Regions from separate parts of the Homo sapiens genome. Here region 2 is linked to region 1. The links are chromatin loops, found by intact Hi-C in ENCODE. Cell type or tissue: gastrocnemius medialis. All regions are shown on one strand. Each heading gives the region's core, and the rest is flanking DNA. Links, peaks and the distances in the headings are about the cores only. Region 1 has its middle 47 kb from the start of POLR1D. Region 2 holds the start of GSX1 (GS homeobox 1).

Region 1 (5,372 bases), core at 234-5,233:
TCCGCGCTCGAGGTTCCGCCAGTTACTCCCCGCCACGAAAGCGGAGCAGCCAGGACAAGTACGAAAAGCGGTCCAACCGGCGGTGAGGCTGGAACCAGGGCCAGCCAGCCCTGCGGGCCTCCGTGCTCCTTCGGGGTGCGGTGTGCGGAGAAGGCCTGAGCTGGCAGGGCAAACACCTGAGAGTGACTTTGACATTAGGTCCTTTGTTGTTTTTAAAGAGGCTGCTGGCCACAGGCAAAAAAAATGACCTAGCAACTCTTGAGGAAACAAGTGCAAAGGAGGATGTCTTGGCAAGTTTAAGCTACTTCTGCAGTGTAGTAGACTTACATATTGTTGTTTATCTTGTTTGGAAGTGTGTTTCAAAATAAACATGTCTAGAATTTAAAGTTTTCAGAGATTGTTAAAACTGGTTCCAATTTTTTGGTCATTTCTCAGAAAAATAAAATACTTATAAATCCTATATTTTACTTTTTGGGGGTATTACATTTAAAATTTAGAAATCATCAGTCCAGTGACCATATTTATGAAAAGCTGTAGCCCTCCAAGGTCTGGGAATTTATCGAGAAGCTCTTTGATAGCTCTGCATTTGTTTTCCCTTAGGTGAACAATGTAGGAAATCCTCAAAGTGGCTTTGAATTTAATGCTCCACTTCAGTTACCAGAGGTTAAAAATGGGTTTTGTTGTTTCCTGTGCATTCTCAAACTCATTTATTAGATAGAACAATCTTTCTATATTTAATTTTTTTAATATATAGGTCTTAAGTGGTGCTTTAAAAAGAACCCTCACAAGTTAAAAATTAAGAGTTGTTTCAGTGCTAGATCTTACCAGCTAAAGACTTGTGATACCACTATATAGTATAGTTGTTCCAGAAATCTTCATTTTAAATAGAAGTGTTTACAATGCCTTTTTTCCCCCAGTATTGGTTTTCAATACCTGTTTTCATATACAATTACAAACCTTTCAAACCTGTATTCCTTCTTTATACTCAGGAAAATGTCACCAAGCACCCTCCTCCCCAGTTCACAAAAGGAAGAAGATGAAGATTCTGTCTCCCTGTTCCCCCTCCCCAGTTTTCCAAAGTGTCTGAGCATATGCCTGGCTGTCCTCAGATCATCACCATGCCACATCCCTGCTCCCTACTTCCTGGCAGCCAAGAAAAGCCCTTTCTACATGCTAGAAGGAAATACATCCAAAAAGTTAGCATTGGAGTGTTAGAAACTAGAATAGACCTCTCCGCCACCGAGCTGCTGTGTCACGCCCTCAGCCTGCTAGGGAGTGACAAGCCCAAGTCATTCTTGATCCACCCCTTCTCCCACCCCAGATCCCAGGGACTCATCCTGTGACTTTGTAACCACACTCATTCCTTTCAAACACAGAGGAGGAATTATTGCTTCATCTGACTTTATTCAAATCTAGTTATGTATTGGCCTAAATTATTTGTGCAAAATTTGAAATGTTTTTTATTTAAATATTAGAAATAGCACAAAGTCATGGAGTTTTTAAAAATTGTTATAATTAAGTAAAAATAAAGCTGAATTGTGTCATTTGTGTATGCATTCTGTATTTATTCATTATTTATTCATTTATTTTGTTTGAGAAGGAGTCTCGCTCTTTTCCCCCAGGCTGTAGTGTGATGGCACGTATCTCGGCCCACTGCAACCTCCGCCTCCTGGGTTCAAGCGATTCTCCTGCCTCAGCCTCCTGAGTAGCTGGGATTGCAGGTGTGCGCCAACATGTGCAGCTCATTTTTGTATTTTTAGTAGAGAGAGGGTTTCGCCACGTTGCCCAGGCTGGTTTCGAACTCCTGAGCTCCGGTGATCTGCCCGCCTCGGCCTGCCAAAGTGCTGGGATTACAGGCGTGGGCCACTGCACCCAGCCTTGCATTCTGTATTTATAACACACAGACAAGTTCATTATCCTTTAAAAGGGAATGACTGAAATGAACACATTTTTGTACTCAAAATTAAGGGAAGCTTTTTAGCCTAACTATACTTACCTTTCTTAAGTTGTGTTAAACGACAGTGGCCTACAAAACCATTTTCCCTTTTAAAAGCACTGTTCTATTTCAGAAAAGTTTATTGGAATCTTTAGGCTTCTATCAAGAGCAGCCATAATTTCCAGTCTAAAAATGTCAAGAGAAAATTATCTATTTTTTATTCCCTATGTATACAGTAGATGTTAGGGGAGGGATTGGTCATGAGATACATTCACCAGCCACCTCCTGTTTCTGTGGTTAACATACTGGCGCTGCCAAGAGCTCCCATCCGCCTGTGTTACTATCTGATCTCCATTGTAACTATATTTAGAGATCACAAAGCCTGGGATAGAGGTTAGAGAAACTGAATCTTAGTCCTGCCTCTGCTTCTGGCTAGCTTCAGGCCTTATCTGGGTCACTTTTCTGGACTGCATTTTTTCATCTGCAAACTAAGATGTTTGGAGTGAGTCTTTAACTTTCAATAGGTAAAGAAAGAAGTGCAAATAGCCCTAAATTTTAGGAACTGCGTTCCATGCTTCCACTAGAAACCATTAAGACTTAAACACAAATGCAACTTGACATAATTTTTTGTTTTATCTCATGTTAGAAAACAGCCTGTAAGAAATATAAGCAAAAAGCTATGGTTCCTAGCCATATCTGGTCACCTATTGGTGGCTAGTCTTTCTGAATCGCCCATTTATGAAGGGGGAGGGACTTAGGGTAGGTCCCTCTGAGTAGGCAGTTTATAAATTTTTATTTGGAAACACATGTTATAAATCTCAGTGGGTTTTACTTTAGGGCTCAGCAGGCTAAGCACTAAAGGACATTTCCTCAGAGCTGATTCTGGAAGATGGCTGTGGAGTTTTGAATTTCCCTGTGGACTTCTTTTTTGCTGAGAGGTTGGCAGGGGGGCAGGGGGCACATTGGCACATCTGCTTCAAAGCATAAAAAATGCTTTGGGGTAGCATTTATTCTTTCACTGATTATTCAAGTGACTTAGCATGGCACTTACATATTTATTTATTTTTTGAGATGGAGTCTCGCTCTGTTGCCCAGGCTGGAGTGCAAAGGCACGATCTCAGCTCACTGCAACCTCTGCCTCCCAGGATCAAGCAACTCTCCTACCTCAGCCTCCCGGGTAGCTGGGACTACAAGGCATGTGCCACCTGGCTAATTTTGTATTTTTAGTAGAGACGGGGTTTCACCATATTGGCCAGGCTGGTCTTGAACTCCTGACCTCAGGTGATCTGCCCACCTCGGCCTCCCAAAGTGCTGGGATTACAGGCGTGAGCCACAACACCCAGCCCATATTTTTACAATTAGTTACATATTCGTCATTCGTAGAGGTCATGCCATCACCTTAGAATCATAAAGAGTATCTGGTGGATAAGCAGTGCCTATTTAATAGACATTATATGAGGTGGGTTCCTGATGAAATGAAGCCTCATCACTTTCCTAAGGAGTGTTCTGTGTCCTGGGATCCAGTATAGAGGACTCCCCTCCCCAGAGGAGCTGAATCTAGGAAACCCATAAATATTCTCCCTATGAGGTGTTTGTAGGCTGTATTGGAACTGTGTGGACAGTAACAGTGATTGTCTATCACCTGTGGCCAAACACTGTTATATCTTTTACCTGTGTTCAGGTAGTTATCCCACAACCCTATGAAGAAGATGCTACTCACCTTCATTTTACAAATAAGGGAAACTGAGGATAGATTAAAAACTTTGCCCAAAATCACAGAACTAGGAAGTGGCAGAAATGCTAGCTGAAGCCAAGACTCTCTGAATCAAAAACCCATACTCTTTCCTGTACCCTATGCCAAACTTAATCCAAACTCGGCTCCCTCAAAACACAGGACGGGAGGGTCGTCTCAAGGTGTATATGCTCCATGTCTTCCCAATTTAAGAACCTAAAGAACTTTTATAATCACTGCATTTTGCAAGCCAAAATCTACTCCCATAGATCAGAACATGGAAGCCCCAGCAAAGAACATTTGTATGGGGAACTGTTTCCCAAGGGCCAGTGTAGACAGCGATCTGAATCCAAGAGAAAAACTCTCACAACTCTTGTGAAATGGTTAAATGGCAGCTAATGGAATATAGCTATGGAAAACTAAAACCTCAGGTGAAGCCAGTATTCTAGATCTTCCATGTTTGAATTTTTTTTTCTCCATCCATAAGAATAGTGAGATTTGGGAGTAAAGAAATCCTTGGGACGCGGCCTCTTTGATACCATAGAAAACATTCTATAATCCAAGGAATTTGAGAAACTATCTCTTGGAAAGCCATGTCAGCAGATCATAAATTGAGCCTCACCCATGGCTCTTCTGAGTCTAGATACTGAGAAGGTTAGTTTGCCAAGTGGAAACTCTTGTTCTCAACATGGAAAAGATGCCCAGGAAGCATGCCCTTTTACACACAGGAACACATAAAGAGGAAAGTAAATTAATCCCCATTAAACTGGCAAGGCAACACTGAAGGCAGAATTCAAAGGCAACTTATACATTTTTATTTGGTAACCCATGTTATAAATCTCAATGAACATTACCATGAAAAGGCCAATAATAAACATGGATTTTGGAGCATCATTAATAGTAAGATGAAAGATGAACTATTTCTCCCATCCATATAGTCCTGTAATATTCACCTTTGGTTTCGATAACTTATAAATACTCTCTATGTGAAACAAATACCAGATATAACACATCATATGAAACACCTGAGGGAGACATTTCTCCTCCACATAAATGTATAGCCTGCCCTAAGTGGTGGTCCCTTGTCCTTCCTGGATTGTTTTTTCTTATTAATTCCTCAGTGGTAGCTCCCTCAAGTTGAACTAGTATATACTGTCCAATTATAAGCCCCTATCTACTCCAAATTACACTCATCAGTCTGCTAAATACTCCTTTCAAAGCTCAGTACCAATTTACAAAGAAAACTCCACAAGACTTATTTTTAATCCCACATCCTGCATGAAGAACAGACCATTGGTGTACTCATTCATTCTCTCACTCAGTGAACACTTAGAGAATCAGGAGATTATGACAAGCACATGCTGGGCCCAGACCTGGACAATTTAACCCCGTTTCCAAAATCTAGGCCATGCTTGTGTCTTCCATACTTAAAGCTACAGAGTATCTGTTCAGTACAATACTTGCTTCCTGAAATTTTTTTGGCCCTGCCTGCAGTTATTCTGATCTTCCATACTGGTGAAGCAGTTGGTAGTTGTTCATCAGCACAAAAACAGTGCAGATTCCTTCATTTTCATTTTGTTAAAGAGTCCAAATTTTCATTTTGATGAATTCTAAAAACATGCATCTGATGAATCTTAAAAATATGTATGTGAATCTCTAAAGTATTAACAGCAGACACAGCAGGCAATGTATGATATAAAACCA
Region 2 (5,372 bases), core at 325-5,324, 130 kb after region 1:
TAATGAGGAAGCGTGCAGAGTGAATGCCAAGAGAAAAGGCACAAAAACCCTATTGAGAGGCCCCGGCCGCTCCTGGCGTAGTCCATCACATGGCAATAGTCCTATTTAAGCCGCGCCGCCGGCGCCTTTCAGCACCACTAGCGCTGGCCAGCACCCCGCGCTCTTTGGGCGGTGCCCACGGCAGCAGAGGCTACTGTTTCAGCCTAGGTCTCAGCCGCGCGTTCAGCCTCCTGGGCAGAGGCAGCTGCGGGATACCGCGGCCAGGGAAAGCGCGTGGAGAGCCGAAAGGTGCGGTGGGCGCAGAGGGCGGGCTGGCTGCGGGGCGACCGCGCGCCGGGGCCATGCCGCGCTCCTTCCTGGTGGACTCGCTAGTGCTGCGCGAGGCGGGCGAGAAGAAGGCGCCCGAGGGCAGCCCGCCGCCGCTCTTCCCCTACGCTGTGCCCCCGCCGCACGCGCTGCACGGTCTCTCGCCTGGCGCCTGCCACGCGCGCAAGGCTGGGCTGCTGTGCGTGTGCCCGCTCTGCGTCACCGCCTCGCAGCTGCATGGGCCCCCCGGGCCGCCCGCGCTGCCTCTACTCAAGGCTTCCTTCCCACCCTTCGGCTCGCAGTACTGCCACGCGCCCCTGGGCCGCCAGCACTCTGCTGTGTCGCCCGGGGTCGCTCACGGCCCGGCCGCCGCTGCTGCTGCCGCCGCGCTCTACCAGACCTCCTACCCGCTGCCTGACCCCAGGCAGTTCCACTGCATCTCTGTGGGTAAGCGGGGCCGCCGCGCAGAGGGACCGGGCAGAGGTGATCCGAAGCAGGATGGAGAGCCAGAGATGGAGGAAGAGGGACCCTGGGCTTTCTGGGGGCGGTGAGGGTCATGTCGGGGACTAAGGGGGGCGCTTGGGGTGGAGTGAGGATAGAGGGCCGGGACACAACGCCAGGAGGCGGATGAGGGCAGACGTCCAGGTCCTGGAGTGTGGGCCGGGGTAAGTGAGGGCTGGGATCCAAGGCTCTCCATGAAGGGGAAGGGGTTCCAGGGCTGCATGACTCCGGGAGAATCAGGATCTCGGAGCTGGACAAGGAGCGCTCACTGTAGCTCTGCTGTGGATTGTGTTGGGGCGAAGAGATGGGTAAGAGGTCAAAGTCGTAGGATTCTGGCGACCGCCTACCAAGGGATTGGGTCCACAGCACAGAGGTCTGATCGCTTCCTTCTCTGCTCTGCCACCTCCAGACAGCAGCTCTAACCAGCTGCCCAGCAGCAAGAGGATGCGCACGGCTTTCACCAGCACGCAGCTGCTAGAGCTGGAGCGCGAGTTCGCTTCTAATATGTACCTGTCCCGCCTACGTCGCATCGAGATCGCGACCTACCTGAATCTGTCCGAGAAGCAGGTGAAGATCTGGTTTCAGAACCGCCGAGTGAAGCACAAGAAGGAGGGCAAGGGCAGCAACCATCGTGGCGGCGGCGGCGGGGGTGCCGGTGGTGGCGGGAGCGCACCGCAAGGCTGCAAGTGCGCATCGCTCTCCTCAGCCAAGTGCTCCGAGGATGACGACGAATTGCCCATGTCTCCGTCCTCCTCAGGGAAGGACGACCGGGATCTTACGGTCACTCCCTAGGCGCGTGTCTCCCTAGGTCGCCCACCCCAAGACCTCCCTGCGCCTCGGAGACTAGTCCTGGGACTCAGCGCTGATTCCCAGGCACCCGCAGCCAAACCACTGCCTGGCATGGATTTGGCACTGCTTTGCAGAGGTCCCGGGCCTGGGCAGGGCTGAGAGCTTGGCAGAGACTGGACCATGGCGTCCCCGCCCCAGGGCTCGCTCGTGTCCAAAGCCAACTCCAAGCTGTGAACACTGTAAGCGCTCGAGTCCTCCTGGGCAGTGCAGCACCGCGGCCCCCGCCCGCAAGCCTGCTTGGCGCAGCGCCTTGCTGGCAGCCGGCGCCTCCTAGCCCGCCCTCTCTGGGCTGGCTTGGGCTTCCTCGCTTACTCTACTCTCCTCCGCTCTCGGTCAAGGTCGGCGGCCTTGGATGCTCGTTCGCTTCTCTTTTTAAAATGTCTTTTTGTCCCTCCCCACCTCTTTCCTGTGATCATTTATTCACTCGGCCCCCGCCCGCCAACACACACATTTATGAACCCCCACTTTTTTTTTCCTTCTCCTTTTCCCTTCCCCTCCTCAGGGAGCCTCCTCCTTCAGTCAGTCCATTTGTCCCTTGATCTGGCCTTGCTGTCCTCAGTCCCCACGGCTCCTCTCACAGATGATAAATTTCGCCCGTAGTATCCATATTGGGGAAACAGATTTGCTCTGTTTCCAACACGCTCTTCCTTCCTCTAAACATAGGACCCCGCTCTGCGCCGCTGGCGACCCCACTCTTCCCCCTCCAGACTCTGGCCCGCCCCAGCCTAGCTGTGTAATTGTACGGCCTCTGCAATGCCAGAAGATATTTATTTATTTATTTATGTACAAAATTTTAAATAAACTTTTTTTTTTCTTAGAAATGCCCGTGGCTCTGAGCCCAGAGGCCTTCGCTCTGGAGTAGACAGGCGCCAACCCGGATTGGGCCTCCCTTCTGGGAAGGGTTGGGGATCCAGTTGCAGGGTCCGAGCCGGCTCCTCGCCTTACAGCTCAGCCAGTGCCTCTCGGAACCCTCAGCTCCGCTGAGAGCCCGCCTTGCATGCCAGCCAGGTGCGCGCTAACGATTGTCCCGCTCCGGCGTGGCGCACAAGCGTCGCGGAGCTCAGAGAGCTAAGCCGGAAGGGAAGGAGAGCGCTCTCCTTGGACTGCACCATGGGTCCCAACCCCTGCAGCGCCTCCTTCTCACCTGGGATCCAGCCCCACCTCCATCCCTCACCATTTCGCTGTCCTGGCCAACAGCCGGGAGGGCAGAAACCACTCCCTCCATAAGCACAAGAAATCCGTCCTTCACTGCGCTTGGATTGATAACGATTCGTTAGGGACAAATTTCCATTCTGCGGGATGGTGCAGACTTCTCTCAGAGGGCCCTCCTCTCTTTGTTTTAAGGCAAATTCCCTTAGCCGAGTCCCTGGTCGCGGAACATTCCGGGCAAGGAATCCGAGAATCCGAAGTGATCCTGCCCCAGGGAGTCCCCGAGAGGGACTCTGCATAGCTGGAGCCAGTGGCTCTGGGACCTCATGTTCTCACCAATTCTCGTTAAAATCCTATATCCCCCTACGACTTAGAATCCACACCCCAGCTCCCTTTGAGGACATATGCGGGTTTTTTTACTCTCTAAGATGGATGAGGAGAAGGAAGTGCGTGAGGTTCTGCAGAAACGGAGAGCGCACAGCTGCGGGAGGAGTATTTCTGCAGTCAGTATTTCTGCAGTCAGACCTGGGAAGCTAATATCCGCGTTCTCGCCGCTCCCATTCTGTGTCCAGGAAACCTGATAGACCTTCTTTTCCTGCCAGACCCCTACACACACACACAGACACACACACACATACACACCCTGGGGAGCGCTGAACTCCCCGTGTCTAGGCAAAGCAAATGCGTCTTTTCCAGCAGGAAAGACGGTCCACCTGAGGTTGCTTAACATTTTTGAAGCTCATTTCCTCCCCCCCACAAAACGGCTTTATTGAGCTATTCACATTAGCATCCAGTTCATTCATTCAAAGTGTGCAATTCCACAACTTTTAGTATATTCACAGAATTGTGCAACCATCGACACAATCTTATTTAAAAACATTTTTGTCATCCCAAAGAGAAACCCCATCATGCCCATTGATAGTCTCTGCCAATTCTCACTATATCCCAGCCCTAGGCAACCACAAACCTACTTTTGATCTTGTATTAGTCAGGGTTCTCCAGAGAAAAGAGCAAATAGGCTGTATGTAGTTATGTGAGGAGGTTTATTCTGGAGACCAGGAACTACTGTGATATGCCATCTGCAAGCAGGAGAACTAGGAAAGCCAATGGTGTGATTTTAGTCCCAGTCTAACCGGCCTAAGAACCAGCGGAGCCGATGGTGTAACTCCTAGTCGGAGGCCAAAAGCCTGAGAACCTGGGAAGCCGCTAATCGAAGACCCAGACTACAAGGCCCCGGAACCAGGAGCTTGTGGGGCTTAGTTCTAAAATCTTCCATCTTTTCCTTCAAATCAAGCTGAGGATGGGGGTGGGAGGGTCTCTCTCCAGTTCCCCTGGAACAAGGGCAGGCACGATCTAGCTCCCCATGGAGAAACTCTTGCCGGTTCTTCCTGGAGCTAGGCATCTGAGTTGTGCTCTAGACTGATGAGGATCTCCATCAGTCTGAACCTCACTTTAGACGGGGACCAATTCTCCACCATCCCAGGAGGCGACATTGTGCCAATCTACGGCCAATCTGAACGAAGCCAAGGTGCTTTAGTGCATACCAGTGAATAGAATCACAACTGTTTTACTATCAGTGATGAGGCTGATGCTTGCTGAGTTTTGCTCGTTTGCATGTTGCTCTAGGGCCCCAGGGTGAGTGCAGTTGTGCACTCTTAGCTCCAGCAGGACCGGCCCAGCCTCCGTTTGGCTGGGATTTGGGGGCGGGCGGCAGCACGATTTTCTGGCAACGAGTTCGTTGTGGGTCTGAAGGACCGGCTTAGAACTAGCACCTCTCCTGGATTACAGGAGGGGGTGGTCTTGTGCACCTGGGAAAGGCCTTCGCCAGCACTCAGTGTCAGGCATCTTGATCAGAAATGCACTTTCGAGCCTGCCAGGGAACCAAGTTTGGAGGGGATGGAAACGGCGGTGGGAGACATAGAAAGGATGAACACACACACCCGGCTCTCCCCGCACTCGCCTCTTCTCCAGCTCCCCCTCCTCTCCCGCCTAGGAGTCCCTCCTGTTCCCAGCTTCTCCCCAGAGTCCGCAGATCCACAGCTGTGAGCCAGGTCCGCGTGGGGCCAGTTTTCCCAGGAGTGCACGTTTCCTCCTCTCGGCTTCCCAGGGATTCATTTCCGGAAGACCAAGCTTTCAGCTTTCTAGTCTGCCTTAGCGAGCAGCGGGAGGAAAAAAGCAAGCCTCCTTGTGGCGATCCCAGTTGTTGCCAAGGTGGTGACGGGAGCGCAGCGCTGGGGACCTGGAGGCGGCTGCGGCGCACCAGAGCTCTCAAGCATCCCGCCGCCAGCAGAGACTGCGTTCAAGTCCCAGCACACTTTCGCTCAAACACTCCTCACCCTGCAACCTCTGACCTGAATGCAGAAACAGTTTGCGTCTTGTGCTGAGCTGGCCGGGAGGCCTCCGCTCGTGTCAAAGCCTCTCCTCTGCCGCCTGGGTTGACCGCCAGGGAAGGGCGTGATTGCGGCCTGGAACTACCGGCTCCTCCTCTGAGGAGACCCAATCCAGCCATTAAACCACACTGCTCTGAGCTGGAATTTGGGGCTCACAAGGCGAATTGTGAAATTAGA

Evidence for each region. A loop is a pair of places that touch in the nucleus more often than their neighbours do. Peaks named below come from ENCODE experiments on the same cell type or tissue, not always from the same donor. Only the 100,000 strongest peaks of a DNase experiment are listed, where the experiment ranks them.
Region 2: a loop joins it to region 1, with 2.3 times the contacts of the local background. A loop is called at or near these places in 11 of 110 quality-filtered maps.

What each region holds. Positions count from the first base shown.
Region 1 is chr13:27,665,868-27,671,239 of GRCh38, forward strand. It overlaps a transcript of POLR1D not described here. Among named protein-coding and RNA genes, the nearest start is that of POLR1D, 47 kb to the left of the region's middle. In gastrocnemius medialis, for the core only: no CTCF peak of the experiment used is centred there; a DNase peak (open chromatin) is centred at 2,268; H3K27ac peaks cover 1,474 bases.
Region 2 is chr13:27,792,350-27,797,721 of GRCh38, forward strand. It overlaps GSX1 (GS homeobox 1), which reads left to right and starts at 134. Exons shown (of 2, transcript NM_145657.3): 1 at 134-753; 2 at 1,217-2,419. The coding sequence starts at 342. The coding sequence ends at 1,599. RefSeq lists enhancers at 61-864, 2,473-3,275, 4,675-5,357. In gastrocnemius medialis, for the core only: no CTCF peak of the experiment used is centred there; no DNase peak of the experiment used is centred there; H3K27me3 peaks cover 4,807 bases.